Regions from separate parts of the Homo sapiens genome. Here region 2 is linked to region 1. The links are chromatin loops, found by intact Hi-C in ENCODE. Cell type or tissue: uterus. All regions are shown on one strand. Links, peaks and the distances in the headings refer to the core of each region. The heading gives the core; the rest is flanking DNA.

Evidence for each region. A loop is a pair of places that touch in the nucleus more often than their neighbours do. Peaks named below come from ENCODE experiments on the same cell type or tissue, not always from the same donor. Only the 100,000 strongest peaks of a DNase experiment are listed, where the experiment ranks them.
Region 2: it touches region 1 in a loop (9-fold over the local background); 2 of 110 quality-filtered maps call a loop at or near these places.

The regions. Positions count from the first base shown.
Region 1 is chr9:29,596,371-29,613,093 of GRCh38, reverse strand. It overlaps LOC105376005 (a long non-coding RNA gene), which reads left to right and starts at 15,788. Exons shown (of 3, transcript XR_929535.2): 1 at 15,788-15,945. In uterus, for the core only: no CTCF peak of the experiment used is centred there; no DNase peak of the experiment used is centred there.
Region 2 is chr9:29,538,287-29,555,009 of GRCh38, reverse strand. No RefSeq gene overlaps it. Among named protein-coding and RNA genes, the nearest start is that of LINGO2, 330 kb to the right of the region's middle. In uterus, for the core only: no CTCF peak of the experiment used is centred there; a DNase peak (open chromatin) is centred at 6,389; H3K27ac peaks cover 3,068 bases.

The sequences.
Region 1 (16,723 bases), core at 4,350-12,349:
TCTTCTGCTCTGCAGAAGCTCTTCAGTTTGACATAGTACCATTTGGCTACTTTTGCTCTTTTTGCCTGTGCTTTTGGGGTCGTATAAAAAAAAATCATTGCCAGGCTAATGTCATAGAGCTTTCTCTCTGTTTTCTTATAGCAGTTTCATAGTTTTGAGTCTTAGGTTTAAGTCCTTAACTCATTTAAAATTGATTTTGGTACATGATGTCAAATAAAAGTCTAATTTTATTCTTTTGCAAGTGGATATCCAGTTTTCCCAACATCATTTATTGAAGAGATTTCCTTTTCCCATTATGTGTTCATGTCACCTCACTTTTGTTGAAAAGTCAATTGACATTAAGTGCATGTTTTTTCCTTTTGTCTCTATTCTGTTCCATTGGCCTATGTGTCTGTTTTTATGCCAGTGCCATGCTGTTTTGGTTACTATAGTTTTGTAATATGAGTATTTTGAAGTCAGGTAGTGTGATGCCTCCAGGTTTTTTTTTTTTCTCTAAATATTGTTTTGACTATTTTGGGGGGTCTTTTCTGTTGCAAGCAAATTTTAGGATATTTTTAAAATTTCTGTGAAGAGTGTCGTTTGTATTTTGAAACGAATGGCATTGAATCTGTAAATCACTTTGGGTAACATGGACATTTGAACAATATTCATTCTTCCAACCCATGAATATGAATTTTTTTTTCCATATATGGTCTACTTTAATTCCTTTCATCAGTGATTTTTACTTTTCAGTGTAAAGCTTTCACCTCCTTGGTTAATTTATTCCTAGGTGTTTTATTTTCTTATAGCTATTTTAAGTAGAATTGTTTTATGATTTCTTTTTCAGGTAGTCCACTGTTAGTGGAAATGCTACTGATTTTTCTATGTTGATTTTGTATCTTTAAATGTTACTGAATTTGTTCATTATTTCTAAGATCATGTCATAAGCCAACAATTACAATTTAACTTCTTTAATTCTAATTTAACTAGGCCCTCCAGAACTACACTGACTAGAAGTGATGAGATTGGGCATCTTTGTCTTGATACAGAGCTTAGATGAAAAGCTTTCAACTTTTATTTACTGAGTATGATGTTAGCTGTGGGTTTGTTGTATGCAGCCTTTATTATGTTGAGCAATATTCTTTCTTTGCCTAATTTGTTGAGAGTTGTTTTTTTTGTTTTTTTTTTTTTTTTTTTTTTTTTTTTTACCATGAAGGGATGTTGGATTTTGGCAAATGATTTTTCTGCATCTATTGAAATGATCATATGAATTGTGTCCCTCATTCTCTTAATGTGATATCACATTTGTTGACTTACATATGTTGAACCATCCTTGGATCCCTGGAATGAATCTCACTTGATCATGGTGAATTATCTTGTTAATGTGTTGTTTAATACAATTTGCTAGTATTTTATTGAAGATTTTTACATCTGTATTCATCAGGGATGTTGGCTATAGTTTTTTTTTTTTTTTTTTTTTTTTGGTAGTGTCTTTTCTGGCTCTGAAATTAAGGTCATGCTGGCCTTATAAAGGGAATTTGGAAGTATTTCCTTCACTTCAAAATTGTGGAAGAGTTGGAAAACAATTGGTATTAGTTCTTTAAATGTTTGTTGCAACTCAGTAGTGATGCCATCAAATACTGGGCTTTACTTTGATCAGAGACTTTTCATTACTGATTAAATCTCCTTATTCATTATTGGTCTGTTAAAATTTCTATTTCTTCTTAATTCCATATTAGTTGGTTATAGGTTTCAAGGAATTTATACTTTTTTTCTAGATTATCCAATTTGTTGGTATGCAATTTTTTATAATAGTCTATTATTATCTTTTGTATTTCTGTTGTACCTGTTGCCAAATTTTTTTATTTCTGATTTAATTTGTCTTCTCTATTTTTTTAGTTCATTTAGCTAAAGGTTTGTTAATTTTGTTTTCAAAAAAGCAACTTTTAGTTTTGCTGGTCTTTTCTATTGCTTTTATAGTTCCTATTTCATTTATTTCTTGTCTGATCTTTATTTCCTTCTTTCTACTAACTTTGGGCTTAATTTGTTCTTGTTTTTTTAGGCCTTTGAGGTGAAACATTAAGTTGTTCATTTGAAATATTTCTTTAATGGAGGCATTTATTGCTATAAATTTCCTTATTAGAACTACTTTTGCTGTATCTGATCTGTTCTGGTATGTTGTGTTTCCATTTTGATTTGTATCAAGATACTTTTTAAAATATCGTTTTGATTTTTTCACTAACTCATTTTTTCACTAACCCATTGATTTTTCAGGGCCATGTTGTTTAATTTCCATGGGTTTGTGAATTTTTCTAAGTCCCTCCTGTTATTGATTTCCAGTTTTACATAACTGTGGTCAGAAAATATATTTGATGTCGCTTTATCTTCTTACATTTGTTAAGACTTGTTTCGTGGCCTAATGTCTAATCTATCCTGGACAATGTTCCATGTTTAGTTGAGAAAAACGTGTACTGTGCATTTGTGATATGAAATGTTCTGCATATGTCTGTTTGGTCCATTTGATCTAGGGTATAGTTTACGTCCAATTTCCCTTACTAATATTCTGTCTGATGTGTCCCTTGCTAAAAGTGGAGGGTTAAAGTCCTCTGTGATTGAATATTGCAGTTTATCTCTCTCTTCAGATCTATTAATATTTGCTTTTTATATTTAGGTGCTCTAACATTGGGTGTATGCATATATATATATATTTACAATTGTTATATGATTTTTCTGAATTTATCATTGTGCAATGACTTACTTTGTCTCTTTTTATATTTTTATACTTCTAGTCTATTTTATCTAGTGTAGTCACTCCTGCTCTTTTATTTCCTATTTGCATGGAATATTTTCTTCCATCCCTTCACCTGAAGTCTATGTGTGTCCTTACTGGTGAATAAAGTTTCTTACAGACAGAATATAATTAGAACATAGTTATAATTGAACTTTTTTTAAATAATCACTTCAGCCACTCTATATTGATTGGAGAACTTAAATCATTTGCAGTCAAGTTAAGTATTGCTAGGTCGGTTCTTACTATGGCTTTGATTCATTGTCTTCTAGTTGTTTTCCACATCTTTCACTAATTTTTTTGTCTCTTGCTGCCTTCCTTTGTGAATTTTCTTTTGTGTTTATATTTTGATTCCCTGCTTTTAATTTTTTGTTAATTTACTATAGATTTTCGCTTTGTGATTACCAGGAGGCTTACAAAAACAATATAGTTATAATAGGTTATGCTAAGCTGATAAAAATATTTTAAAACCTTTACACTTTTACTCCAATCTCCACTCCACATTTTGAATTTTTGCTGTCAGTTTATATTTTTTATATTATGTATAGTGTAACAAATGATTGTAGCTTTTTAAATTTTGCTTATCTTTTAACCTTCATACTTATAAGGATATAAATGACTGACACACCACCATTACAGTATTAAAGTACTTTTTGAAATTGGTTTTATACTTCCTTTTACCAGCCAGTTTTATACTTTCAGATGATTTTATGTTACTCATTAGTGTCCTTTACTCTCAGCTTGGAAACTCCCTTTACCATTTAAGACAGATCTGGTGGGAAAAAAGCTCCTTCAGCTTTTGTTTGTCTGGAAGTCTTATCTCACTTCCACTTCTTACGAGATTTGCTGAGTATAGTATTTTTTGTTAACACTTTTATTTCTTCAGCACTTTTAATATCTCATCCCACTCCCTCTTAGCTTGTAAGATTTCTGCTAAGTCTGCTGCTAGTCATATTGGAACTTCCTTATATGTTATTTGTTTCTTTTCTGTTGCAGTTTTCAGGATTCTCTCTTCATCTTTGATCGTTTATAACTTGATTATGTCTCAGGGTAGTTTTATTTGGATTGAATTTGATTGGGGCATATACCAGGATATTTATATGTTTCTCCAAGTTTGGAAAGTTTTCTACCCCTGTTTCTTCAAATAAGCTTTTTACCTCCTTATTTTTTTCTTCTTAAACAGTCAGAGCTTAAAAATTTGCTCTTTTGATGCTCCATAAATGTCATGAAACTTTTTCCTTCCTTTTCATTCTGGTTATTTCCTCCCCCAAACTCCCCGACTGTGTGTAGTCAAATAACCTGTCTTTGAGTTCATAATTCTTTCTTCTGTTTGATCAATTATGTTATTGATGCTTACATTGCATTTATGTCACTTATTGTATTTTTTCAACTCCAAGATCTCTATTTGACTTTTAAAAAAAAGTCATTGTTAAATTTCATATTTTAGTTACATATTGGTTTCCTTATTTCTTGGAATTGTTTCTCTGCATTGTCTTTAAGTTTCCTGAGCGTCCTTAAAATAGTTATTTTGAATTCTTCATTAGGCTATTTATACATCATTATTTCTTTAGTATCAGTCACTGGGACTTTATTTTGTCTGTATGATGACACGTTTCCCTAATTGTTCTTTTTCCTTATGGTCATAAATTATTGTTTGTGCATTTGAAGAATTTACTGCTTGTTCTAGCTTTCAACGACTGTCTTTGTCTGGGAAAGACCTGTGGCAAGCAGAGAGCTGCAATGCACCAGAAGCTGGAGGCAGCTACAATTGACATGGCACTGGGACGTGGGAACCAGAAGCCCAGGGCCCACTGCAGCCAGCACAGCACTGGACAACAATAGAAGCCTGGGGACTCTAAAGGCTGCCTATGGCTGAGAGTTTTCCAGAGCTTGGGTCCTCTGAAGGTAACTCAACAGTGATACAGGCCAGAGGTTAAATCAGCAAGACTGAAGCCTAAGACTGTGTAGCAATGCCTGGTAACAGGGAAGGTCAAGAGGTTGTCTGTGGCTGCTAGCCTGAAGGATGGGGCAGTGGGTTCTGTCTAGTGCTTGGTTTTACTAAGACAGGCTCAGTGCTGAAGTTCAAAGCAAAGTCCTTTACTTATATTTTTATCTTTTCCCCAAGTGGGTGATGTCTCCCTCCATGCTTTGCTGGATTGAGTTGGCTGGGGTGTGATGCGAGTAATGCCAAAATGTTCTTCTGACCCTCTTAAATGCAAATTTCCCTTTAAAAATTGTTTTCATTTTTAATTATTATGGATAAACAATACTTGCACATATTTATGGACTACATGTGATATATTGATATAGCCTACAATGTGTCACATTCAAATCAGTGTAATTGGGGTATCCATCAGCTTAAGTATTTATCATATCTTTCTTTATGTTAGGAACATATCAATTCTACTCTAGTTATTTTGAAATACATGATAAATTGTTTTTAACTATAGTCACCCTATTGTTCTAATGAACACTAGATCTTTTTCCTTCTAAGTATATCTTTGTACCCATTAACCACTTCCCCTTTATCCCCACTCCCGACTATTCTGCCCAACCTCTGGTAATTATCATTCTACTCTCTATCTCCATGTGTTCAATTCTTTCTTTTTAGCTCTCATATATTTGTGGGAATGTGTGATATTTTCTTCCTGTGACTGGCTTATTTCACTTACCATAGTGTCTTCCAGTTTCATCCACGTTACTGCCAATGACAGGATTTCTTTATTTTTATAGCTGAATAATATTCCATTGGGTTACCGCATGTTCTTTATCCATTCATCTTTCGATGAACACCAGGGTTGGTTCCATATCTACACTATTGTGAATAGTACTTCAATAAACATGGAAGTGCAGGTATCTCTTATATAGCAAAATTATTATTATTATTATTTTTTGCTATATACCCAGCAGGATTGTATAGCAGTTCTATCTTAAGTTTCTTGAAGAAACCCCATACATTTTTCCATAAAGACTGTACTAATTGTTACATTCCTACCAACAGAGTATGAGAGTTTCCCTTTGTCCACATCCTTGTCAGAATATGTTATGCTTCTCTTTGGTTAAGAGCTGTTTTAACTGGGGAGAGATGATATCTCATTGTATTTTCACTCGCATTTCTCTGATGATCAATGATATTGAGCACTTTTTCATATAACAATTGGCCATTCGTATGTCTTCTTTTGATAAATGTCTATTCAGATTCTTTGCCCATTTTTAATTGGATTGTCTTTTTTCCTATTAAGTTGTTTGAGCTTATATATATACTGGTTATTAATCACTTGTCATATGGCTAGTTTGCAAATACTTTCTCCCATTCTGTGTGTTGTCTTTTAACTTTCTTTTCTTAGCTGTACAGAAGCTTTTTAGTTTGATGTAATACCATTTGTCCATTTTTGCTTTGGTTGCCTGTGCTTTTGAGTTATTACTCAAACATTTGCCCAGATCAATGACCTGAAGTGCTTTTCACATGGTTTATTCTAGTAGTTTAACAATTTCTCATCTTAGATTTAAGTCTATAATCTTTTTAAATTTGATTTCTGTATATAGTGAGAAAAGGCGGGGGTGGGGAGTTGTTTCATTCTTACTCACATGGATGTCATTTCCCCAGCACCATTTATTAAAGAAATTGACATTTTCTCAATGTATGTTCTTGGTACCTTTGTCAAAAATGAGTTCACTGTAAATATGTAGATTTATCCTGGGTTCTCTAATCTGTTTTATTGTTCTATGTGTCTGTTTATAAGTTAGTTTCATGCTGCGTTGGTTACTATGGCCCTATAATATAATTCGAGGTCAGGTAACATGATTCCTCTAGTATTTTTTTTCTTTTTGTTCAGGATGACTTGGTTTATTCTGGGTCGTTTTTATTCCATTGTAATTTTCTTATTGATTTTTAAATTTCTGTGAAGAATGGTTGTTGGTATTTTGATACAGATGACATTGAATCTGTAAACTGATTTGGGTAGGATGGACATTTTAACAATATTCTTCCAATCAATGAATGTGGAATATGTTTCAATTCTTTGTGTTCCCTTCTATTTATCTTACTACCTTTTATAGTTTTTATTGTCAAGATCTTTCACTGATTTGGTTAATTCCTAAGTATTTCATTGTATTTCTAGTTATTTTAAATTTTGCTTTCTTGCTTGGTTTCTTTCCAGGTTGTTCATTGTTTGCATATGGAAATGCTACTAATATTTTTATGTTGATTTTGTATCTAACGCATAAAAATTAAACAGTATGCTCCTGAATGACCAATAGGTCAATGAAGAAGTTAAGGAATTAAAAAAAAATTTGAAACATATAAAAATGGAAAAACAACATACCAAAATGTATAAGATATAGCAAAAGCAGTACGAAGAGGGAAGTTTATGGTAATAAACACCTATGTCAGAAAAGTAGTCAAATGTCAAATAAACAACATTGTGATACGTCTTTTTGCAATAAAAAAGCAAGAGGAAACCAAACCCCAAATTAGAGGAAGTGAAATAGTAAAGATTAGAGCAGAAATAAATGCAGTAGCCACTAAAAACTACAAAGATCAAGTAAAATAAAAGTTCAGTTTTTGAAAAGATAAGCAAAATCAACAAATCTTTAGCTAGACTAACAAATAAAAAAGAAAGAAGATCAAAATACATAAAATCAGAGAGGAAGAAGACATTACAACTGATACCACAGAAATTCAAAGAATAATTCGATACTATTATCAGCAACTATATGACAATAAATTGAAAAACCTAGAAGAAATGGATACATTTCTAGACATATCCAATCTACCTAGATTGAACCATGAAGAAATCCAAAACCTGAATAGACAAATAGAAACTAACAAGATAGAAGCTGTAATAAAAAGTCTTCAATCAAAGAAAAGTCAAGGACCTGATGGAACCACAGCTGAAAAATAATTAATATCAATCATACTCAAACTATTATAAAAAAATGAGGAGGTGGGAATACTTCCAAATTCATTCTATGAGGCCAGTATCACTTTGATTTTAAAACCAGACAGGCACAACAAAAAAGAAAACTATGGGTCAATATCTCCTGAACATAGATGCAAACATCTTTAATAAAATACTAGTAAATCAAATTCAACAATACATTAAGATGATCATTCATTGTAATCAAGTGGGATGCATTCCAGGTATGCCCAGATGGCTCAACAAATGAAAATCAATAGGGTGCATATTATTTATCAGCAGAATGAGGTACAAAACCTTATAACCACTTAAATAGATGCCATAAAAGCATTTGAAAAAATCTCAACATATCTTCATGATAAAAAATCTCAAAAAGCTGAGTATAGAAGGAACATATCTCAACATAATAAAAGTTATATATGCCAAACTCACAGCTAGTATCATGCTAAACAGGGAAAAACTGAAAGATGTGGAATAAGACAAGAATGCCACTTGCACCACATTTATTCAACATAGTACTGGAAGTCCTAGCCAGAGTGTGAGCAGACAAGAAAAATAAAAGGCATCCAAATTGGAAAAGAAGAAGTCAAATTATCCTTGTCTGCACATGATCTGATCTTATATTTAGAAAAACCTAAAGACCCCACTAAAAAGTTATTGGAATTCATAAACAAGCGAAGTTGCAAGGTACAAAATCAGCATATTTTCTTATTATCGTGCTACAAATTTGTGATCACTTACCTGCTAGCCCTTATGAAGGCATTTTCATATGTGAATAATTTACCAAATTGATAGTTCTATGAGGGAACAATTGCTGGAGAGTTCTACTTTGTCATGTTCAGAACCTAAATTTATATAAAAAACATGTAAGCAATTATAGTACATCTATTTGCAAAATAGGCATATAAATATAAATTATTCTATGTTATTTTACATTTTAAAGTATATTCATCCCAAAACTACAAACATGATGGAATTTGCTTTGGAATAAGTATGTCTCAAAGTTTTTTATATGATAACTTTACAAGTATTTCAAATGAAGAACATAAAACTTTTTCCTAGAAAATGTGCATGTACAGGTTTCTAATGACCATTTCGAGGCCATATGAAACCTGTGACATATAATCACAGACTCACACAGTGACTTTCAAACTTTATATTTATAAATATGAATATGTTTCAACAGCTGTGTGCATGCACAGATGCGTATGCACACATACACATTAAAGAGAATGTTCTTTAAAAAAGCCTTACACTCTATTATATGCTGTGCATTATGATATTTGCTGTTTTGTTTTACTCTATTCTACTTAAAAAATAAGTTTGTTTCCTAGCCTTCTGGGAAACCAATAACTTAAAGAAATGCCTGCTACACCATAAGATATAAATGGGCCAATTCACAGTTTGAAACATCCTGCTTAGGGCTCACAGGATTCCATAGTCAAAAGCAATACTTGGCGTTTTGGATAAAAACGCAGCTATAAGCTTCTGTGCCAAAAGTAACTAGACGTATCTTAGTTGTATTCGTTTTATAATTCTTAGAAAACACAGGGAAAGGGTGGAAACCATCATTATTAAGTGAAAGTCAGGCAGTTTATCTATTTAGTAGCCATAAAATTTAAGAAAATTCAGAATCATTTTTGAAAGTGCTGTAGAGAAAAAATCCAATGCATACAATACTCTTCAAATAGAACTTTGTCTAATTTCAATTCTTGAGCTATTCTATTATTATCATATTTATTTTGATGTCTTAAAATTATATTCTCGAACTTTAAATGAAATAAATATGTGTGTATATTAAAACCCATTTATTTCTAGCAATGGTGTATATTTTGACTTGATGTATTCCTGAACAGCAATTTCATTCATTTTCTTCAAAATAGAAGGAATTAAAAGCATATAAGAAGCAACGTCAGGGCCTGTTTTCATGCACTCACTTTGTTACCAGGTATCAGGACACACATGTATGACAGAACTGCTGACTGCATTTCTAATTCATACCTGGAAGGGGCTCCAACTATGCATCATTTGAAAGTGCTATTGTATCACAAGGCTGGTTACTGTAGTATTATAATTAAATAACAAGCCATAAGATTCAGGACTAGTCTAATATCACACACATTTTACGTTTCTGCCTTTCTTCTAGATTTAAGGTATCAGCAGCATATTATCTAACTAGCAATTGTATCATTCCTGAATCCTAACCTCAACAGTTAATGACTGTACATAGGGACAAGGTCTATGCAGAGCCATTGTCTGAAAATATTTACTTCTCACAGCATTTCTTTGTGCTTTGCTTCCAGTAGAATGCATTATAAATGTTATTCAATAAACTCTATTTTCCTCATCTATGAGGGCTTGGTAACATCTCAATGCTTGCTACATCTTTTAGAAGTTTTACAGATCTATAAAAAGATAGCTAGAAGAAAATTATTTTATATTAATATACTATTATTACTTTATTATGGTACTTTTTCATTTAATAAGGACTCATAGCACTTACAGTCTGTTACTGACTATTCTAAGCTCTTTTTCATCATCAATATTATTATTAATATCTTCATAGGCTAGGCGCAGTGGCTCACTCCTATAATCCCTTCACTTTGGGAGGCTGAGACAGGAGGACTGCTGGAGCTCAGGAGTTTAAGACCAGCCTGGGCACCATGGCGAAACCCCTTCTCCACACACACACACACACACCCCCACATACAAAATACAAAAATTAGCTGGGCATGGTGGCGTATGCCTGTAGTCCCAGCTACTCAGGAGGCTGAGGTAGCAGGATGCCTTCAGCCCTGGAGTTGGAGGTCGCAGTGAGCCATGATTGTGCCACTGCACTCCAGCCTGGGTGACAGAGTGAGAACCTGTTTCAAATATATATATATAAACTGTATCAAATAGATATCTTCATATCAGCTCTATAAAGTAAGTACTGTTACTATTAGTTATCTGTGTATCATAGAGCATAAAGTAAGTGACAAAGCTTTATGCATTTTATGACAGTTTTAACATCATGAGTTAGACTTAAATACCTACGACCATCTTGTTTAAGCAGCTGAACAACCTTAGATTTCATTATCAGCCTTTGGAATTCTTCCTATCTCAGAGATATAGATAGCATCCAAAAATTTTTTAAGCTTGTTTTTTTCTGGTGTGGCTTATAGAATTAAAATGACATTGTTAACCATCTCAATGGCTCAATTCTATCAATAATTGATTCATATTTCATGGCTCAACGTGCTTCTCAAGAAATATTTGTGTTCATGCAAACAATAAAGATGTGTATTTGTAAAGAACAACCTGCTTAATAACGAGAGGCAGTTAACATACTCATATTTTATCTCATATAGGAAGTAAGTATTGCAAATTTGATCACGTTATATACTGGTTACAAATTTCAGGGATTATAGCAAGTTTATTTTTTGTCTCCACCACTTGTCAACTTGTAGCATTCTATGATTTTCTCCCAAGCAGAATAATGTGGTTAAAATTCCTCAACAAGATTCCTTTGAGGCCCTTCACGATTCCATGAATTCTCTGGTAACAAATATCAAAATTTCCTAGAAATTTGGTTTATCTGGTTTCCTGGAATAATTATTGTACAGTAGATGTCATAAAAACTGTGATACAAAGTATTTTAAATCAGAAGTTACAAAAGTGTGAGTGTGTGAACTAATTCTAGGAAACGCTGCATGCTAAAACTGAATTTGGATAATAACAATATTTTTTAAACCATTAAAGGTTATATGAGCTCCTGCAATCAATAATACAAATTAAACTAGCATTTCCCGCAACTTCTTAATATACAGTCTTTTCTTTTTGCTATGTATAATTTGTGTTATCTCTCAGAGATTCCAGAGTGCAGCAGCATCTCAGATCCTGCAATAATAGAGGGAGGGGCTACTAGCAAAATATGAGTCTATTCTAAATGCTGGAGACCTTCATCAAAATGAAACCAAAACTTCGAGGGACCCCTGTGTGTATCAATAGACTGATTATGTTAGTGGGGAACTGTTGTTTTAGTTTAATGTTACATTAGGAGCATTATCTGTACAAAAATGAGTTATAAATAAACTGTACTAAAATACACAATAAAAACACAAAGTTTAAAAATCTTAAAATCAACGCTGACTTCTCCATTCTAGATATCAGCTTTATTCATAGCTTTTCCATAAATTTGCATGAATGATAAGTCATTCCACACCATCCTCTAGTTGGCAATTAACTAATGAAATACACCATATAGAGAGAATGTCAGTTCAACCAGCAAGTGCAGAACATGTTGTTTGCCTTCAAGAAGATGACAATTTAGTTGTAGGACAGCTAACATACAGAAGCATGCAGTTATATACTGAAATATGACATACATTTACTTATTTAACTGCCTGAGCAGATTCAAGTAGAACTAAAATGGTTGGATATGAGTTCATAGAGAATGCGAATATAAATTGGGTTCTGAAAAAGGGTTAGGAACAGAATAGGAATCTGTATATTCATAATGATGTCATGTATCACATTAGACAAGCTAAATAAATAATTGCATTCAGTGTAATTCCGTGTGTTGTGTATGTTGAATGTCAATACTACTTTTTAACTATGGAACAGCACAGAAACTGTTCTAATAGAAGTGTGAAAAAATACTGTCTATGATTTTGATTTGCTAAGGTAAAAGTTTAGGAATACTGTAGCCAAAAACCAGCTGATTTTTGAATTGTCTTCAAATTTCTCAAAGAGAATTCCACCTCCAAAGGTGGAACCCTCTCCATTTTAAGCCCATAATGGAGGCAAGGAATCAGAACAAGTTAAGTATGGGATATTGTTATTTGTTAAATTATCAACATAAATAATGCCATATCAAAATTATACACATTTGGTTTTACTTAGTAAATTTAAAATTTGCTTTCTACATTCCAGAATGATAAATTAAAGTGTTTATGCCTATTTTTTAATTATTCAGATGATTTGCTTTTTTTCTGATGGAAACAAAATGTAAGGATAATTGGATCAGGGATTATAGTATTAGGGAAATATTTGTTCTCCTTGTAGATGTCTACCTGTATTATTATTCCTCTGTATTATTTTACAGAAAATGTGAAACAGAATTTTATTATTATATCAGACAAGATATCTTTGGATAATATTGCTACATAGAAAATTATGAGCAACTGATTAATTAGATTTACGTTTTCAGTTTCTTGCATTGACTTGAGGCTGCCTATTTGAGAATTTTAATGATGTGCATTCATACACATACACGCAATAATCAAGGATGAAACAGGGATTAATTTTCACGTAATTTTGACATCTAGATACTTACTTTACAGAATTTTAAAGTAAACAGAATAAAATAATAAGCTTAAGACTCAGTTGCTTTTTGTGACTATAATGTTATGGGTACCAAATAAGTAGTGGCTGATGAGTTATTAAATGTATGGTTAAACACAATAATTAGATGATTTTTTTGTTAACATCAACTGAAATCTGTTTAAGTTCAACATGTATTTTTATTCCTATTTTTAAACAAAATTATAAATTGTTCTAATCAACTCAAGTAATAAAGAAATACAGTAAGAAAACCAAAATGTTCCCCCGTTTGCCTAATCTCACTTTGCAAATGAAACTACTTTTAAATACTTAGTGTATATTCTCCACACTCTAGTTAAAGCCTAGAGCAACAGGAATATACGAGTATACATTTTTATGAATTTACACATGCACATAATAGATTTTAAGCATGTAAACTACTATAATACAGGTACCGATAAAGATCTTTTTCTATGCCATAATATATTATAAACTTAAAAAAAGTCACTATATTTTTAAACTTACTAGAATATATATAGAGGTATATATACATGTGTGTGTGTTTGTGTGTCTTTGTCTCCTTTATTCATAGATACTTAAATATTTCTATTATTACATCATAAAAACATTACAGTAAGCATTCTTACACAAATATCTTTGTGCACCTATGCCGCAATTGTGTTATTTGGACAAGCATAGAATCTTTAATTGGCCTATGTAAGAAATAAGATTTAATATATGCTGACCTTTCTTTCTATGAACCATGAACAAGGTACAATCTTTTCACAAAACACTTCTGCACATGCTACTTCTCCTTTCCTCCTATACCAGCTCCTCCTACTCAGTCTGTGGATCCTAGCTCTTATATCACTTCCTGATGTTGCTGCTTAGATTAGTTACCCAATTGTATTTTCTCATAGAACCCTGTATCTTCCATCTTTCTTGCCTTTGTCAGAGAAATACACAGACATAGACACAGACATACACACACACCCCTCAGCATGTATATAAGCATGTATAATCTTTTAAAGTTTTATCTTCTTCACAAAACTATAACCTCAATGTAAGCAACACTATTTCTATTTTTGCTTGTGATTTTATGTCTGACATGTAAATCAATGCTTATCACATAGTAGGAGATTAATAGCTATACTGATTATAATGATTATAATAAGAGTAAAGACTACAACATTTTAATTTTGTTGCTTAGAATTTATGGATTAATTGGGGAATAATTCATATGTTACCATATGTATGCAAGCTTTTTTATATTCTTCCCAACAGTTTGAGTTTTGATTTATCAAAATTCTACAGGCTATATTAGTTTTCTATTGCTGTTGTGATAAATTACCACAAGTTTAGTGGCTTAAAACATTACAAACTTGTTATTTTTCAGTTCTAGAGGTCTGAATTCTGGGTGACTGAGAGGGTTAAAATGAAGGTTTGGCATAACTGTGTTTTTTTCTGGAAATTCCAAGTGAGAATTCATTTTCCTGTGTTGTCCACCTTCTAGGGGCCATTTGCAGTCCTTGGGTTGTGGACCCTTCCTCAGTCTTGAACATGCATCACTCCAAACTGTTTCCATTGTCACATCTCCTTTTTCTGACTTTGACCCTCTCGCTTCCCTTTTATAAGAATCTTCATGATATAATCACATTGAATCTAACTTAAATAATCTATAATAACAGATCCATCTCAAGATTATTAACTTAATCACATGTAAATTTCTTTTTGCCATATAAGGTAGCATATTCACAGATTACAGAGTTTAGGGTGTAAGCATCCTTACAGGGCCATTATTTTCTCTACCACAAAGACTTTGCACATTTTTTTGCCACTAAGTGTGTGTGGGTGTGTCGTATTGTTACTAGTTTGTGTGAATAAAATATTTGATAATATATCTTCTCATTAATTATTGTTGGTATTTAAGTTAGATGTGATTTAGGACAGGCCACTTTACTGAATCATTTTATGACTTACAAGTTGTTCTCTTTACTGGTTTAACTTGGATTTCTTGAAATATTTAAGGAAACATGTATTCCAAATACAAATTTTCTTTTCAACTACATGATTTCTGCTATTCATTGAATCAATTTATTTTTTTAAATAATACCTTAAATGTTTACTTAATCTCTAATTATTTTTATTAAGGTATCCTGTTCTTGTATTACCAATGTAAAATCTTCTTGAATTTCTGACAATACAAATTAAACATACATTTTTAAATTTTATATTTCCCTATTTTCTTGAAAGTTGATTTTTTAATTGGGCTTGTTATCTTTATTTTCCCCTCTTCATCTGCCTAATATATCTGATAGTAATTCATTGTCCATTCGTATAAATAGGGTGATTGGTGATAATAAGCTGTAATAAATGATCAGTGCAGCAAACTAATGATTTTGTGCTATTAGCACAAAATGCTGTTGCTAATAGGAAACCCCTGGTTTTGATAAGTGGCTATGATGTGCTTCAGCCTGTGAGCTGTATAAATTTTGAGGGGTAAAGTTATCAAAAATACCACCTTTTCTTTCTAGCTCTAATATGCTTTGCGTATGGCATACAAAAATCATTCATTTCTGAGTAGAAAGCTGTTCATATGAGTTTTATTTAACCTAGGAACAAAGCACAAATAAAGCTATTGTTTTATGCAGAGCAGAGGATTGGTTAAGTTACTTACCCATTATGACACCATAAAGCACACTCTGCAAGTTTCCTGGGTTACCTTGTTAAATCAATATACATTTCTTCAGTAGCCCCTATAATAGTTCTGGTTGTTGATTTCAATGGCTGCATTCAGTTTTGTTGTTGAACAACACAGCTCTTTAATTTGTATAAACTCTCCAATGTAACTGTTGAGTTTTCTAACTATTAGGTATGCTATATATTTGTTTTATCTTCTTCTTTTGGTGAGATTTCAGAAAAAGGCATTGAACCCCATGCTTTCCATCACACACGGTGAGTGTTAGTAGTTTCAATGTATGTACATGCGGATTCATAGTCACTGATCCAAGCTAGCCCAGAGAGGAAACAGAAAAGATAACAGATAATCAACCAGGTAGACTAAATGCTACCTACCAAAGTGAGAAACATGATATAAATATAACAAACAGATGGAGGACTAAAGCCAGCCTGAATATTTGGAATAGTTCATAGAAGAAGAATGCTTAAACTGATTAAGAAAAATGTATAGATTTTCAACAGGCAAAGAGGGCTGAGGGAGACAGGATCCAGAGACAAAAGCTTCAAAAATAATATTTTATATGGAAAATGATATGATAAAAATTCCCTGAAAATCTTTTTATTATTCACATTTAGTTGCCACAACTAGAATAAAATATTCACGGACAGAGGGAAAGAGAGGTTAACAAACTGGCCTCTGGCCACTCTTACTTTCTTCTTCAGTGTTCTTAGCACTGCAGTATTATCTTTTGATAAGGCATATTAGTGTCAGAGTGATGCCATAAAGCACCTAAAACATTTTAATGTCGGTGTCCAAATGAGCACAGCTACCATGGTCTTTTGAAAGTCATTCAGCCTTATAATGAAAAATGTCAGCTGATTAATTTTTGTAGTTATGCCTCTCACTTTGTAACACCGCAGATGTTTCCTTCGCCTCAATTTAAACACTAAACATTCTGCAAAGCGTAAACATATTTGTTTTCCAATGTGCAATTAAAACTGCCTGAACTCTAGAGACGATAAGCAATATTATTTGACCTTGTATGGACTGTAG
Region 2 (16,723 bases), core at 3,073-11,072, 57 kb after region 1:
TAGATTTTAAATATATAATTTCTTAATTTTAAAAAGAAAAATTTGGAAATTAACTGGTTGAGTTACTAAAAGTTGTAGCACCATTAACTTAAAAGAGTGACTATGTGTTCATCATATCAAAGTTGAAGCATTCCATTTACTTTTAAACATAAATTGAAAATGAACAGCTTCTACATCCAACATCTTGACATTTTATTTTATTAGTTTTGTTCTTCAACAAATGCTTATGGGTTACTCCTAAGCATAACGAAAATAAGCGTGATCACTTGCCCTAAAATAATTTACAGAATATCAAGAGGGTAAAAGCTGAGCATAACCAGCTGTCATACAAATTAGCTGTGATCACTTAGAAATACGATAGACTCTTGTATTAGAGTTAGAAAAAAGTAGGAATTTTGTTAGCCAAGGAAGTGTTACAGGAAAGGACTCCCGATCTAGACCCTAAGAGAGGGTTCTTGGATCTTGCACAATAAAGAATTCAGTGTGGGTCTGTGGTGAAAAGTAAAACCAAGTTTATTAAGAAAGTAAAGGAATAAAAGAATGACTACTCCATAGACAGAGCAGCCTGAGGGCTGCTGGTTGCCCACTTTTATGGTTATTTCTTGATGATATGCTAAACAGGGGGGGATTATTCATGCCTCCCGTTTTTGGACAATATAGAGTAACTTCCTGACATTGCTATGGCATTTCTAAACTGTAATGGTGCTGGTGGGAGTGTAGCAGTGAGGACGACCAGAGGTCACTCTCATGGCCATTTTGGTTTTGGTAAGTTTTGGCCAGCTCCTTTACTGCAATCTGTTTTATCAGCAAGGTCTTCGTGACCTGTATTTTGTGCTGACCTCCTATCTCATCCTGTGGCTTAGAATGCCTTAACCGTCTGGGAATGCAGCCCAGTAGGTTTCAGCCTCATTTTACCCAGCTCCTACTTAAGATGGAGTCTCTCTGGTTCACATGCCTCTCACATATCTACCCTTTCTTTTATAAGAGAATGCTGAAACCTAAGGGTGGCAGAGTGACAAAGATCCATCTTCTGCAACTTCTTCAGGCTGTATAGGGGTGATGATATTCCTGCCTAACTATGAGGGTCTCTTGCATTCAGGGTAGAGAAGTGCTCGGTCAGAAAGCGTCAGTACGGCAAGGGCCATTCATGACTCTTGAGTTTCGACAAGAGGTGATATCTGGAAGATTAATAACTGTTTAGTTAAGAAAACATTCAGTAAGCTTGTTCTGTATTCCCACACAAAGAGCACAACAGCAATATATTCCACAAGAATAAAGCAAAATAAGTAAAGTTATTCTGAGTAAACTAAATTAGAAGTCTTTTCATGAACTGGGAAACTGTTGGAACTAAGCTGATAGGGGGTTGTCAGCTGATTGTAATGTGCCCAGAATTAGAATACCGATCCAGATTTTCACATCACCCATCCCTCTTGTTTCTTCTGAACAGCAGTCAGAGATCACTGGTTGGTTTACATGAATAAGCAGGGTTAGTCTAAATTGCAGAAACAAACTTAAAAACAACTAACGAGACTAGAATTTAATAGCAATTGTACCATAGTTTTTGAAATATAATATTTCTCTCTCCAGTTTCCCATTTTTACTAAAGACAAATCATGATAAAACTGATTTGCTTTATTATACTTCACCTGATTATTTGTATAAAGTGCAGCAAGAGTATTCATTTTTAACATAAGTTATTTTTAAATTGGTGTTGATGGAACTCTGTTCCATAGAAGGAATTTTAGATAAGACTTTTTTAAAGCTGAGCCCAGCCACGGGTTTGTCCCATCAAATACCTGAGTTGGGTAAATTTCTCTGCTTTTGAGGTCTCAAGATAACCTGGGGCTCCTGGACCTGTGAGAAAGTGACATTCTTTACTTACCATAGGTCAGAAACCCTGTACAGGGACTGTGTAGGTGAGGTATGAGGCCAGTTCTCCAAAGGGCTTTTACTGGCTTTAAAAGTCAAGTTTGATTCCTTAAAGGAAAGCACACCATTCCAGTTAAGTCCTCGGTAAAATAACCAACTTTTCCAATTGTGTCCTGTTACAAAAGAAAACAGATTCTTGTTGCACTTATGCAAATAACTATGTTGCCATAAGTTAAGAATACTCACAACTAGTTTCCAAATTCTGAAGAAATCGGGTAGAGAGAAACAAATGTGTTCCAAATTTTGTTCACAGCAGTATACTTTATTTAATTGCTGCAAGCTGTAAGTAACTCAAAAGAAAAGTTTCCTTGACTCTGAAAAACAAAACAAAGGATCAGAAACATTTTATGCAAAGTTAAAAAGATTTGACTTCTTCAGTTTAGTCTGTGTAGTTAACTTCTGTTTGATAGTTATGAACATTTCAGCTCTCTATGAGAGTTCTGAAAGTTTTTTCCTTTATTCTGATGTCATAATCTTCAAAGTTATTAGAAACCTGCATTTAAGAACACCTGCTAGAGTTCTATTGTTGATTATAAACCACCTTCTAAAGAGGGTTAAAACATGGCAACAATTGTCTATGGATGATAAAAAGTTTTAGGACAGCCACTATTAAAGCCACAATTGATAAGGAAATTTGGTTACTTCTGTGGCACACAAAATTTTACACAACAATGATAATTATCAATAGCATACGCTAAGTCATATTAGACTTATAGGAGTTTCCCTTAACTTTGGAACATATACCAATAACACATTTATGCAAATATAGTTCAAAGAAAGCAAAACATGATTTCACACTTGATAGTGCCTCCTGTGTGATTTTTATACCAAATAAACCAAATTTCACCTTTACATTAATGTACTATTAATGTTAAAACTAATTTTTAATAAAACCTTATAGACATATTTACTCAATTTTAATGTTTCACCCTAAGGTAAGATTCTTACAACCCTTTTTTTTAATAACCCTTTACATTCTTTTGTGAAAGAGCAAATCAGTACTCTAAGGAAAACCTGTTGTGTTTTTATTCCAATGTTTAATTTATGGAAAAACCTGAATAATACCCCTTTAACTTTAGCCAATATGTTCACACACAGAATATCTTACAATTAATTTTTATAAACCTTCCACAACTTGCTTAAATTTTAGATTTTTTTCTTACGTAAAGCAATCATTTAACACTTTAGGCAGAAAGGAAAAAAAAAAATCCACATTTCCATGGCTTCTTATAATCTTTCACCAAAAACACATTTTACTTTCTTTACACACCTTTGCATGTAAAATCGTTTCTTTAGTAGTTTTAATTTCATGTTATAATATTAACTCTCAGCAACTTTTATTTTTGGTGAAAACCTTGGTAAGTAAGAGATTTTAATTAGGTACTAAGTGTGGAGCCTAGCCTAGCACACACCAGGAAGAAATGCAGACAAGAGCTGACTCTCCAGGATAGCTAGGGGCTTGGCTAACTCCACATGTCCCCAGGTCTTACCTTACTTAAGCAGGCAAGTTGTACGACAAGAGTTATAGTGGCATTTTATGAAGCATTTAGGAGGTCTAACAACCTTTGAATTGTACAACATTTCTTCCATAAATTCCCTTTCACAAATCTTTTCATGACTCACATGGACCGTATGAGACATCCTTGTACTTTCTGACTTGCCCTAAAATCCCTCCTTTTAAACAACTGGTCATTTTACTTTAGGACAATAATTTACCATACAAGATCCTTTCTTATATAAAATCTCTTTCTTTATAATCTTCTTTATATAGCTAGAGGGCATGGCTAATTCCACGTGTTCCCAGGCCTTATCTAGGCTCTAATGGCTTTAAGGTATATAAATGGAACAATTTTTAAAAGTTAAAGAAGCAGTTTGACCTTAAAGCATTTAGCAAATGTGATACCTGACCTTAATTTAGACCAAACGTCTACATTTTCAAGCCATTTTATTTTACCAATAGTCTTTAAAACTATCTTTATTTCCAAAATATTACTAAAGCTTTGTGACAAAAAGGTATTAAAGTTTCTATTTTTCTACAAAATATTTGATTTAAGCACTTATTTTTCTAAGCCAATTAATTAGAGCTCTCTTATATATAAACATATAACACATATAAATAGACAGAAGGTTCAGCACTTGTAAGATTTTTCATTTGCCAGTTTCTTAGTTGGATTACTGCCTTCAGGGTGCAGCCATTGGAGGAACACGGCCAGGAAAGCCTGTTTTTCTAGGGTCAAATAAGGGCAGCAAATAAGCAACTGAAGGCAAAGACAGGTCTCCAAAATTAAGGTTGCCATTTTATACTTGTTCCTTGATCCCCAAAAGGAGGGAAATACTATAGGAGAAGACAGTGCAGTGCTTCTACTCTGCATTTCATTGCAAGGCAACCCAAAGCCAATCAGCCCATTTTGTCATCAGCCCACCACCCCTCATGGGAGTCTCATCTCCCAGTGGGGGATGAGGATGTTTCCTTATCTTCCAGATGGCCGAGAGCATGCGTCTCTGATCCAAGTGTGCAAAGGGTCAAGTATCCCTCCGTAACTATTATTAGTCATCCTTTAAATTATATTTCTTACCTAGTTATTACACACCAAAGCTCTCTTATAATGGGAAGTAATTTCTGATACCCCCAAAACTCAAAACCATCAGATAACACAAGTAAAACAGGAACAGAGCCTTTGATTTTGAGAGGGATCAATCTGCTTTTAATTCCTGGGGTTTCATGAGGAAAACAGAGGGTTTTTCCAAAACAGGGTCTGTGGCGCCTCCTCTGTTTTTCCCAATTAGTCACAGGCTAACAGAAGTTATCTTAGGGCCTCCCATGTGTCCGTTAAGAGTGGCAAGACAAAAAATATGGAGAAAAATAATCCAGTCGAATGAGAAGAAAAAAACCTTTTTCCAGAAAAACAAGTTCCAAGAAGAGAAAAACGTAAAGGCATTTTAAATATATCTAAAGCTTGTTTATCCACTTTTAATTAAACTGACTTTTAAACACAGTGCTCTTTAAAAAAAATCCTTTCAGATCTCTTATTACCCTACTTTATCCATGCCAAGCAGTCAATATTTCTAGCTTCTGAACTTCACCAAAGACAACCACCGAGGTGCTTAGAGAAAGGAAAATTTAAGACAGTCCATGGAGAAGAGAATAGACAAGGTCACGCACATATTAAACCAGAAAGAACTTACTTCCTAGGTGGAGAATCAAAACCAGACCGCCACTGTGAAAGTGCAAAACTTTAGCTACTGAGCTGCAGCATGGGGCTGTCCCCATTGTCTTTCCCAGAAGAATTCTAGAGTAGTTAATTTGGAGCTTGCAAAGGCTTTTAATTATTTAATATGATTTTTGTTTTTATTTATTTTTATTTATTTTTTGAGATGGAGTCTTGCACTGTTGCCCAGGCTGGAGCACAGTGGCGTGATCTCCACCTACTGCAACCTCTACCTTCTGCGTTCAAGCAATTCTCCTGCCTCAGCCTCTTAAGTAGCTGGGATTACAGGTGTGCGCCACCATGCCCAGACCATGCCCGGCTAATTTTTGTATTTTTAGTAGAGACTAAAGTTGGCCAGGCTGGTCTTGAAATCCTGACCTCAAGTGATCTGCCTGCCTCGGCCTCTCAAACTGCTCGGATTATAGGTGTGAGCCACTGCGCCCAGCCTAATATGATTTTTAGAGCTGACTAGCACATAAACCCTAAAATTCCTGTTCCCTGGAAGGCAGAGACCAAGAGAAGGTACAGCCACATGGTTAAAGGTCAAGCTCCCGCTGGGCACAGTGGCTCAGGCCTCTGTAATCCCAGCACTTTGGGAGGCTGAGGTGGGTGGATCACCTGAAGTCAGGCGTTTGAGACCAGGTTGGCCAACGTGCTGAGACCCTGTCTCTACTAAAAATACAAAAAATTAGCTGGGCGTGGTGGTGCATGCCTGTAATTCTGGTTGCTCGGGAGGCTGAGGTAGAAGAATGGCTTGAACCCAGGAGGCAGAGGTAGCAGTGAGTTGAGATCATGCCACTGCACTCCAGCCTGGAAACAGGGTGAGACTCCGTCTCAAAAAAAAAAAAAAAGTCAAACTCCCAAGGACATAAAACAAGATAGAGACTTCATCCAGTTTTTTGGTTTTTTTGTTTGTTTGTTTCAGGGACCTGCAGCCAAGTTTGTTACTGACCAGCTTGTTGTCTTTTTGAAGAGCAGGCTTACAGGTGTTCTAAGCCCTTGTTTTATCCTAAAGTATCCCTCAACACAGAAAAATGAACTCATAGCACAAAGTACACCAGGTTAAGACTAGCATTAGAATTTTTTTTGCATTAATCAAAACTTTAAAGAGGAGATAAACACTGATTCTTTTTTTCCATTCATTCAACCATTTGCACAGAGAGAGAGAATCCAGAAATCTGATGTAAGAAATTCTTATGTTTTTGCCAGCATGCCAGGCTTCTGGGTTCCCTTTCCCTGAGCGGCCCTAGTGATTTCGCTTGCAGCATCATCACCCTGGGAGCCAAAACACATCATAAAGGAAAAATTTATTTATTTTTTCATTCTGGCCAGAGCAAAATACATGTGATAAAACACAGACGTTAACCACTCTGCTTAGCACCCAGTATCAAACCAGCAAGGCTTAAATTTGCCCCCAGATGTGCCCCATCATCTTTAATCCAACCTCCTTCTAGGAGTTTCAATGCGTGGTCTCTGGGCAAGATGGTCACCCTGAGTAATACAAAATCTTTTGTATTAAGAAAGCAAAAGGGGAGAGAAAAAAGCATTGCCTGTGGTAGGGTGGGGAAGGCGAAATGATCAGAGAGGCCAGAGAAAGACCCACCCATTGCAGTGGCACTGAAAATTTCAGTCAGCTGCTTCTTGGTACAAAGGGATCTTTTCCAGTAAGCCTATTAGCTCTCAAGTTTCCCCTATTAGGGAGGAAAAAGCTCCCCATGTCCCACGATCCTGAACATGCCTAACCCTGTCACCCACAGCCATCAGCAAACAGTACAAGGCAGATTAATCCAATGAGAATAGCAGTTAACATCCCATAGTGTCAAATGTATTCTTAGCCGAGTGGGACTTTACTGAGACAGTCTTCTAACCCCCTAAATCTTAAAAGGGACTCTAACCCTCCTAAGTCAGGCCTCTAACCCAAGGTCAGTCAAGCATCCTTGCCTTTTATTAAGAAGGGCCTCTTACCTACTCTGTCTTAGGAGAGACTCTTACTCCCCTAAGTTGGGCCTCTAACCCAATCCCATTATTTACCCGGGTACCACACCACTTACCCAAAGTCATTCAATCAGTGCTGCAGTCTATTTCCTTTGGGTTAGGGGGTTTCTTCTGTATTGTCCCTTCTGGGTTTGCCAGAAAGATGTTACAGAAACCCAACACTTACCCAAAGGTAGCTGTCAGGTCACGGTTTCTGCACTATGGTCCCTTCGTGATTGCCAGAAATATGTTACAGGAAAGGGGTCCCAATCGAGACCCCACGAGAGAGTTCTTGGATCTTCTGCAAGAAATAATTCAGGGCAAGTCCACAGTGCAAACTGAAAGCAAGTTTATTAAGAAAGTAAAAGAATAAAAGAATGGCTACTCCATAGACAGAGCAGCCCCGAGAGCTGCTGGTTGCTCATTTTTATGATTATTTCTTGATGATATACCAAACAAGGGGTGGATTATTCATGCCTCCCCTTTTTGGACCATATAGTGTAACTTCCTGACATTGCCATGGCATTTGTCAACTGTCATGAAGCTGGTGGGAGTGAAGCAGTGAGGACGACCAGAGGTCACTCTCATGACCATTTTGGTTTTGGTAGGTTTCGGCCAGCTCCTTTACTGCAACCTGTTTTATCAGCAAGATCTTTATGTGACATGTATTTTGTGCTGACCTCTTATCTCATCCTGTTACTTAGAATGCCTTAACCATCTGGGAATGCAGCCCAGTAGGTTTTGGCCTCATTTTGCCCAGCTCCTACTTAAGATGGAGTCTCTCTGGTTCACATACCTCTGACAGAAGAGCAAAAGTGTATTGACTATTGAGCTATATCTCCTTTGTAACTTTGTAACTTTGTAACTATCTTTAGTAGTTTCTGGAGCATTCCTCTGTGTAGTGCCCTTCTTTCCAGTACTCTCTTCCAAAAATTCTAGCCATCTTAGCCATTTTCTGTCTTTTTGCTTAGTGATACCAATTGTGCTTTGCTTGAATTGCTCTTTCCTGAGTCAGGCAGAAAGCTGTGTAATAATAGGTTTTGCTCCAACTGTAACTTACAGTAATACAGAAAATAAAAGGGGTAATTAATGAAGCTTGCTGCTTCCCAGTTAAATCCCAGTTAAAGATTTCCAACTTTTTTTTTTTTGGCTACGTATGATAAAATATAACACAGGAGAGATACATTAAATAAACTGCTTGATCTTGAGAAGAAATCTGAATAAATGTAAAGAAAATAGTAGATCATAGTAAAAGGGATAAGGAGTGACAGATAGGATGTGAAAAAGGGGGATGGCACAGGTTACAGTATTACTTGAGTAGTCAAGGAAAAGCTATCTGAGAAGATGAGACTTGACCAAAGTTGAAGATGACTTAGCAAAGCATGTATCTTGGGGAAAGTAGCTGCAAGCAGAAGAGTAGAGCAAGGTCACTAGGGCAAGATGTGCTTGGAGTATTGCAGGAAGCTCCAGGAGCTAGGGGAACATGTGTGGGGAAGAAGAGAGGCAGTCTAGAGGTAATGGGGGAAGGCCATGCAGTTCTTTTAGACTGTATAGTGATTCCGGCTGTATACTCTGAAAGAAATGGAGAGCCATCAATGTTTTGATCGGATTTCAGTAAAATATTTGGAGTTAGGTTTTAAAATATTCCTTCTGGACGTTATTTGAATAATAGACATTAGAATTTCAATGTAAATAGAAGACCAAATTTACAAAGAAGAAAACCATTTATGAGGCTACTGCAATAATTTAAAAGAAAGTTTATGATAACTCCAATCTTCCAGTAGTAGTACAAGTAGTAATAATTCAGTTTATAAATATATTTAGAAAGTAACCATAATGCCATAATGTCCTGAAGATTTGATTGAGGAGTATGAGAGAAAGAGAAGAATCAAGTATGACTCCAGGTATTGTGGCCTGAGAACTGGAAGAATGGGGTTGCTTTTAACTGAGATGGAGAGGACTGTGGATGGAGCATGTTGGGGTTGGAATGCAACGGAAATATGAGTTTCAATTTGGAAATGTTAACTTTGGGATGACAATTAGAATTTCATTTTGGTATATACTCAGTAATGAGATTTTTTGGTTGAATGGTACTTCTATTTTAAGTTATTTGAGACATCTCCAAATTATTTTCCACAGTGACTGGACTAATTTACATAGCCACCAACACTGTATAAATGTTCCCATTTCTCTGCAACATTGCCAGCATCTGTTATTTTTGGTCTTTTTAATAATGGCCATTCTAATGGTAGCACTATTCACAATAGCAAGACATGGAATCAACCTAGGTGGCAATTAACAGTGGACTGGATAAAGAAAAGGTGGCATATGTATGCTGTGGAATACTACACAGCCATAAAAAGAATAAAATCATGTCTTTTGCAGCAATATGGATGCAGCTGGAGGCCATTGTCCCAAAAGAATTAATATAAGAACAGAAAACCAAATGCCACATATTCTCACTTATAAGTGGGAGCTAAACATTGAGCACACATGGGCATAAAGAAGAAAACAATAGACACTGGGGACTGCTAGACTGGGGAGAGTGAAAGGCGGACCAGGGTTGAAAACTCCCTGTTGGCTATTATGGTCACTACTAGGGTGACGGAATCATTCATACCTCAAACCTGAGGATCACACCATACTTCCATGTAACAAATCTGCACCTGTACCCCTGAGCCTAAAATAAAAGTTGAAAACAAAAGAATTTCAAGTGGATATTTTAATATCTGACAATTTATAAGGCTGATTGATTTTCTAATGATGGATTTAACCTCTAGATTACATGATGTTAATGGACAATAACCAGGGCATGTTTATTTTTAATTTGCTGTGGTATCTAGCAGGGAATAGACTATATTGTAATATCCAAAGCCTCTCAGACTAATATTTCACTGTATTTCTATAGCATTTTAACAAATGACTCTTTAGCTTTAAAAAAGTTATAAAGATATTTAAGTGCCTTTAAAATGCAATGTAAAAAATGAAAACAAAGCAGTTTAAAGTATGAAATACACACCAAAAAATATACAGCAGGAAGCTTCTATGACTGAACATGATTTCCTTGGAATAAGCCAGCTTTGTTTTAGTAAGTCAGAGCATATCTATATAACAGTACTAAAACACACATCTTTTGTATGTTTCTATTTTGTGAAGTTTCTTTTCCGGCCTTTATTATTCTATATATAACTCTGTAAGCCTGCCACAGAAATTTTCTTTTGAATTTCTCAGAACCCTATAGAAAATACATTATTTAAGCACATTTACATGAGACTACAGAATTATCAAAATTATAATGTTATTTAAACAACTTCAGCACTTTTGTTTCTCTTCATGGCTTATGGTGAGGACACTGTAATCTTGAATATGAAAATGGAGTATTATCCATACAATTTTCAAACAAGAAATCAGAGTTCATGTTATAGAATGGAGTAAATATTAACCTTTTTAGATATGAATCCTTACATGCGTATCAAAATATATCCCCAGTAATTCTTCTAAGTAGGATTTTTTTCTCACCAACACATTAGAAATTATATCACAACATGCATTATACTCATAATTACACTGTTTCTTGGTCCAAATTTTAAATGTACTGTGGCAAAATTAACAACTCTTCTTAAAAAATGTTTGCTCCATTAGATGTTCATTTAAATATTATTTTGCTACGCTCAGTAATAAAACTATAATTTGTCACCAGTAAGGTATATTTTAAATCAAATCAATTACCTGTCATATTGTCTGCATATATTATATCACAAAACCAACTTGAGGGTCATTCTCTAGGCTACACAATAGAAAACAAGTCCTGTAATGGTTATCTGTGTTTGTTATTGAATTACACTATATATAGTCATGTATATTCCAAATTTGAACTAGCACGCTGCCTAACTTACAAGATATTTTTGGCTTAAATGTAAAATATTAACATGACAATATTTTTAGGAAAAATAATGGCCCACATCAACAAAAAAATTTTCTAAGTTACATTACTTTGCTTATGTAGGAAAACGGAAATATTTGTTAAAAATCCACATTCTTACTATGAAGTCAAAAAACTGATGATTTTGGAACTTCAAAATAAGTAAAAAACAAAAAAGCAGGACAAAAGTTCTGAAGTGACACTTCACTAAAGAATATATACAAATGACAAATAAGCATATGAAATTTGCTTGATATAATATGTTATTAAGGAATTACAAATGGAAACGAGATACCACTGCATTACTGCTATAATGATTAAAATCCAGAACACTTACACCAAATTCTAGAGAGAACATGGGACAAGAAGGGTTCTCACTCATTGTTGATAGTATTACAAAATTGTACAGCCACTTTGGAAGACACTGATAGCTTCTTACAAAGCTAAACATAGTCACACCTTTTGATCCAGCAATCATGCTCCCAGACATTTACCCAAATGAGCTGAAGACTTAAGTCCACATAGAAACCTGAATATGGATGGTTATAGCAGCTTTATACATAACTGCCAAAACTTGGAAGCAACCAAAATGTCCACCAATAGGCGAATGAATAAAAATCTATGGTACAAACAATGGAATATTATTCAGCAATAAAGAGAAATGAGTTATCAAGCCCCCCCCACACCAGAAAATGACATAAGAGAATCTTTAATGCATATTGATAAGAGAAAGAAGTAACTCTGAAAAGGCTACATAGTGTGTGATTCCAAATATATGACATTCTGAGAAAGCAAATCTATAGAAGCAGTAAAGGAATCAGTGGTTGCCAGGGGCAGGAACACAGGGGATTTCTAGGGCAGTGAAACTACCCTGTTGATAATGTAATTGTGCATACATGCTATTATGCATTTGTCAAAACCTCAGAACTGTAAAACACTGAGAATAAACCCTAATACAAACTATAGACTTTATGTAATAATAATGTGTCAATATTGGCTCATCAATTGTAACAAATGTACTACACCAATGCAAGGTGTTAATAATAGGAGAACTGAGGGTGCGGTGGGGCATGGAAAGGAAGTATAAAGGAATTTTCTGCTAAAATTTTATGTAAACCTAATACTGCTCTAAGCAATAATGTCTATTAATTAAAATAATAGAAAAGAAAATTTTAAAGCAAACTTTTTTATTGAGAAAAATATAGTTTTGTATATAAAAGATCTATTAAAAATGTCAGTAAATATAATTTTTCTGAGTTGCAACTTTTGGATGACATTATATAGGTAGATGATAGATAGGTAGATAGATAGATGACAGATATGTTTATATGTATTTCCTGATATTTTAATACTGTAAGTGTTACTTTTATAATTAAACATGAAAGAATAAAATCATATATCTAAAAATTTCTGGTGTCTGCATGTGTATTTATATATCCAATATTCTGAAACAAGAGCAAACTCTATGCTTATTCCTTTAAAATAAGTTTTGTGTTTCACAAATATCTGCTAGGTACAAAGAATATAAACACTTATAAATGTTTATACTGACCAAAAAAAGTTCAAAATCTCCATGTGAAACAAGATCTATTAACTTACCCTAATATAAAAGAGAAGACTATTTGGGGTACAAACGAGATGCCAGGGAAGATTGAGGAGTTAGAGTTATTCATTCCAGACAGTGGAGTAGAAGAAATTTTTGACTTGAGCTTTTGTGTGAGAGTGATTCCAAATATTCTAGATACAGGACATACAATGGCCATGGAGAGTAAAGGTAGGTGCTCTTTACAGAGATGGTAAGAAAGTTAATGTGATTAGACTGTCGAACATCAGAAAGACTTTGTTTCTTAAAATGCTGATTCCTAGGCACCATCTGATAACTAAGAATTTAAATATTTGTAGGTAGGTCTTGGGAACCCGAATTTTAGTAAAATTTGCAGGAAAATTTAACATGGAAGTATCATGGAACTGTCACAGTTTCCTAACCACAGAGCACTATAATCTTGTGTGTGTGTATGTGTGTGTATTTAATCAGTGTCATGTGAATCCAGAAATGATATAATAGAAGAAAGACTGGGGATTGGAAGCCCAGTTAAAACATTATATTTTCAAAATAGTCCCAGTAAGCAATAATGAAAATGGATACTGCATTTGTGGATACTTTCCACAACACAATTTCTGACAGCCACACTGACCTCTGTTCTTATGTATGTTTGTGTGTATTTTCTGATATTCTAATATTTTAATTATTACTTTTATAATTAAACATGAGATGAAATTTGGGTATAATAAAGTAGAATCATATAATGTGTAATAAAAACTCAGAGTATTTATTTCTGGTTTTCTCAAATGTAAAACTAAAGACACACTGCCTACACTAAGGCAACAAAAATGTGAGTTAATATAGATACATAAATAAGGACAGAGAGATGGAGGCAGGAAGAGCAGAAAGGAGGGAAGAGGAGAGAGAAGGAGAAAAGGGAGGGAGGGAAGGAAGGAAGGAAGGAAGGAAGGAAGGAAGGAAGGAAGGAAGGAAGGAAGGAAGGAAAATATTATTAAAAGCAGCATGACAGGAAAACAAGACTTTGGTTCAGATGTAATCACAGAAAGTAAGAGTGTTTCCCCACAATGTATAACCTAGGCATTAGTAATTGACTATCAAAGCATCACCTAAATATCTAGGCCAATAACAACTCTTAATAAGTGGTAGATGTTATCCATCTTTAAATATGGAGAGAGAGCTAGCTATCTCCTTAATCTATTCTCTCTCTCTCTTCAAAAGCACACTAGCTCTCATCCTAGTCACCTTTGAATAGGTACTGAATGTTGACTCTAAAATCCATTTCTTCTGTGCTCTCACCCTTATCCACACAATGGTGGTTCATATAAACAAGCATAAGAAGGAAAAAAAAAAAGTTTTGGGAGCATTAGAATCATAGCAGAGGTAAAAGGAAACCATCAATAAATCAGTAGATTTAGGCAGAAGGATGAGGAAACTGTTAATAAAATATATATCGCCAGATGCAGTTTACTACTGCATGTATAATCAGCCAAAAAATATACTCAGCTTTAAGTACTCTCTGAAGTGCTTTCAAAAGCTTGTGCAAACTTATATTTTATGCAAATCAAAGCTATCTATTTAAAATATATCATCATCTTAATTTTCACAAGTATTAAAGCGAAAGTAAGATTGAAAACAGCACATTGTTTTGGGGGAAAAGGGGGAGAAATATTAATAATATCCTTCTATAGTAATATTCTATAGTAACACTAATAATATCCTTCTATAGTAATTATTTTAGGTACAAAAAAACTTTATATAGAGTAGTACTTGATATTCTGTGATTTTTTTTTTTAGGAAAAAGGTGACTGTAAGTATAATGCATATAAATGTAAAAATCAACTTAGCTGAATAGCTTGCTTATTTCTCTAAAGAATATTCAGCTGCATTTGTTTAGGGAATAAACAAAAACTTTTTTGCAGGTGATTGCTTCTTTCTTAATTTTCAAGTTTTCCCAGGGTCCTTTATGTGATAAGCAAAAATCTATTTAAAATCTTCTATAAAAGTTTAAAAAGAAGTATCTGACAAAATAACCAGCAAACAAATATACACATGTATCTACTGCTATATATGCTAAAAAGCAATATAGTATTCAATATAAAAACTATAGGTGATCATCAGTTTAATGAGTTGAATTCACTATGCATGTACACATGTATTCATCCATCCAGCTGTTTGTTCCTCTAGTCATCTATTCATTTAAACATTCAACATTTATTACATGCCTACTATTTTCAGGCTCTATATAAATGTATCTAAATCCCAAAGGCAGAAGTTATTAAATTATTTTAGCAGATAATACACAGTACCTCTTTTTGAAATATAGTATTTTCCTCGGCAAGTAACATAAAATTTATCACCAAAATTATATCAAATCTATTCATTTCTTTCCATTTCTGCTAGCATTACTCTAGACTAAAGTACTAGTGTCTCCTATAATAGGCTGATAATTTGTCTTACTATTAACCTTTTGCAGTCCTCATTTTCCATGCCTATTTAAATCCCTACAAACTTAAATGCATTTTCTGCAAAGCAGCCACAGTAGAAAACATAAGATTTAATTCTAGTCATGTCACTTCTCTTCATAAAACTATTTATTGCCTTTCTATTGTACACTTTTTGCACTTACAAAACCTATAACACAGTCTTCTAGAGTTGAACTCTTGTGTCTGTAACCCTATCGCCTTTTTAAAGGCAACAGCTTTTATTTGGTTAGTCATCCCCATACAACTTTGTATAGTCTCATTTATTTTAGATACTTATCCCACATGTTTTGATTGAATAAATGAAATACGTTAAAGCAATATATAAATATATTCAATTCACAATGCTAAATACATATGCCAGAAAAGAAGGGGATGGGGAAAAAAACCTAAAGTTCAGTTTTACATGTTTGTGAGATACTTAAGTGAAGATATTATGCAGTTTATTGAATATACAAATGAAGTTAATAGGAGCTATCTTTGCCATACACACACGCATATACACACAACACACACATACACAATGTAGGCACACACCCACATCCATATGAAGGTTTTGACACAGTACAGGAGACAGTATCTCTCAGGAAAAAAAAGCAGAAAAATAGACTGTGGACCTAATCCTAAAATCCAGATAACTACCCCATTATGCCATATAGAGGTCATATAAAGATGGAGAAATTATAATGAAGATTTAACATAATTGTCCAGAAAAATAAGAGAAAAAACAAGTAGGATGTGGTGATAGGAGGGATATTTTGAGAAGTGAGTAATCAATTATACCAGGTGTTGATGAATGCCGTTCAGCTAAAATGAGAATGTCTCTTGTGGATCTGACGGTATGAAGTCATCAATGATCTTGACATGAACACTTGTCTTGAGCAACTTCATCAGATTAAGGAGAAAAGACTGGATGGGTATAAAGTGGGAAGAGAGGAGGAAGCTTTTGTTAATGTACTTTAGGAGAGGTAGTACATTATGCTATTTTGGAGTGATACAAGCAAAAACGGAAGATTGTTGATGCCAGACAGTTGAAATTAACAAAGAACGAAAGTCCTTTGGTTACAAAGATTAGATGTAAGTTAATTGGCTAGAATATACCATGTGCTCAATAATGATAACACACAGTCTTGTTATGAGAAAGAGCAAAGATTATTTTAGTGAGTTTTAAATGCACGTTTTTATGGTAAAATGAAACATTGCTTTTGTTAAGTTTTGACTACCTAAATCATAACAAAACAAATGTGACCATTGGTTCTCCAGTCTAACCAGTTGGAAAATAAAGCAATAGCCGTAAAATAGCATTTCACTGACACTTTCCCATCCTCTCTACCACAAATCTGGTTTTCTACTTGTTTCTCCTAAATTGTTCTAGTAATAGCAAATAGATGCTTTATGAGACATTCAAGGATTAACTAATTGCCTTGAACACCAGATAGTATCTATTTTCCTTCTCTATTGCTTCAGGGATGTCTCTAATTATTGCTATTTCCAAAAGGAAGAGTTGTATGGCCAGAGTTACTACCTACCAAAAGCACCACAAATACCACCGTAGCAATAATCAAGAGTGCTGTCTTTGGTCATAATACCTAACATTGAAGGCAATGAGGCGTCACATTTGGTACCCTTGCCATTGCTAACTATC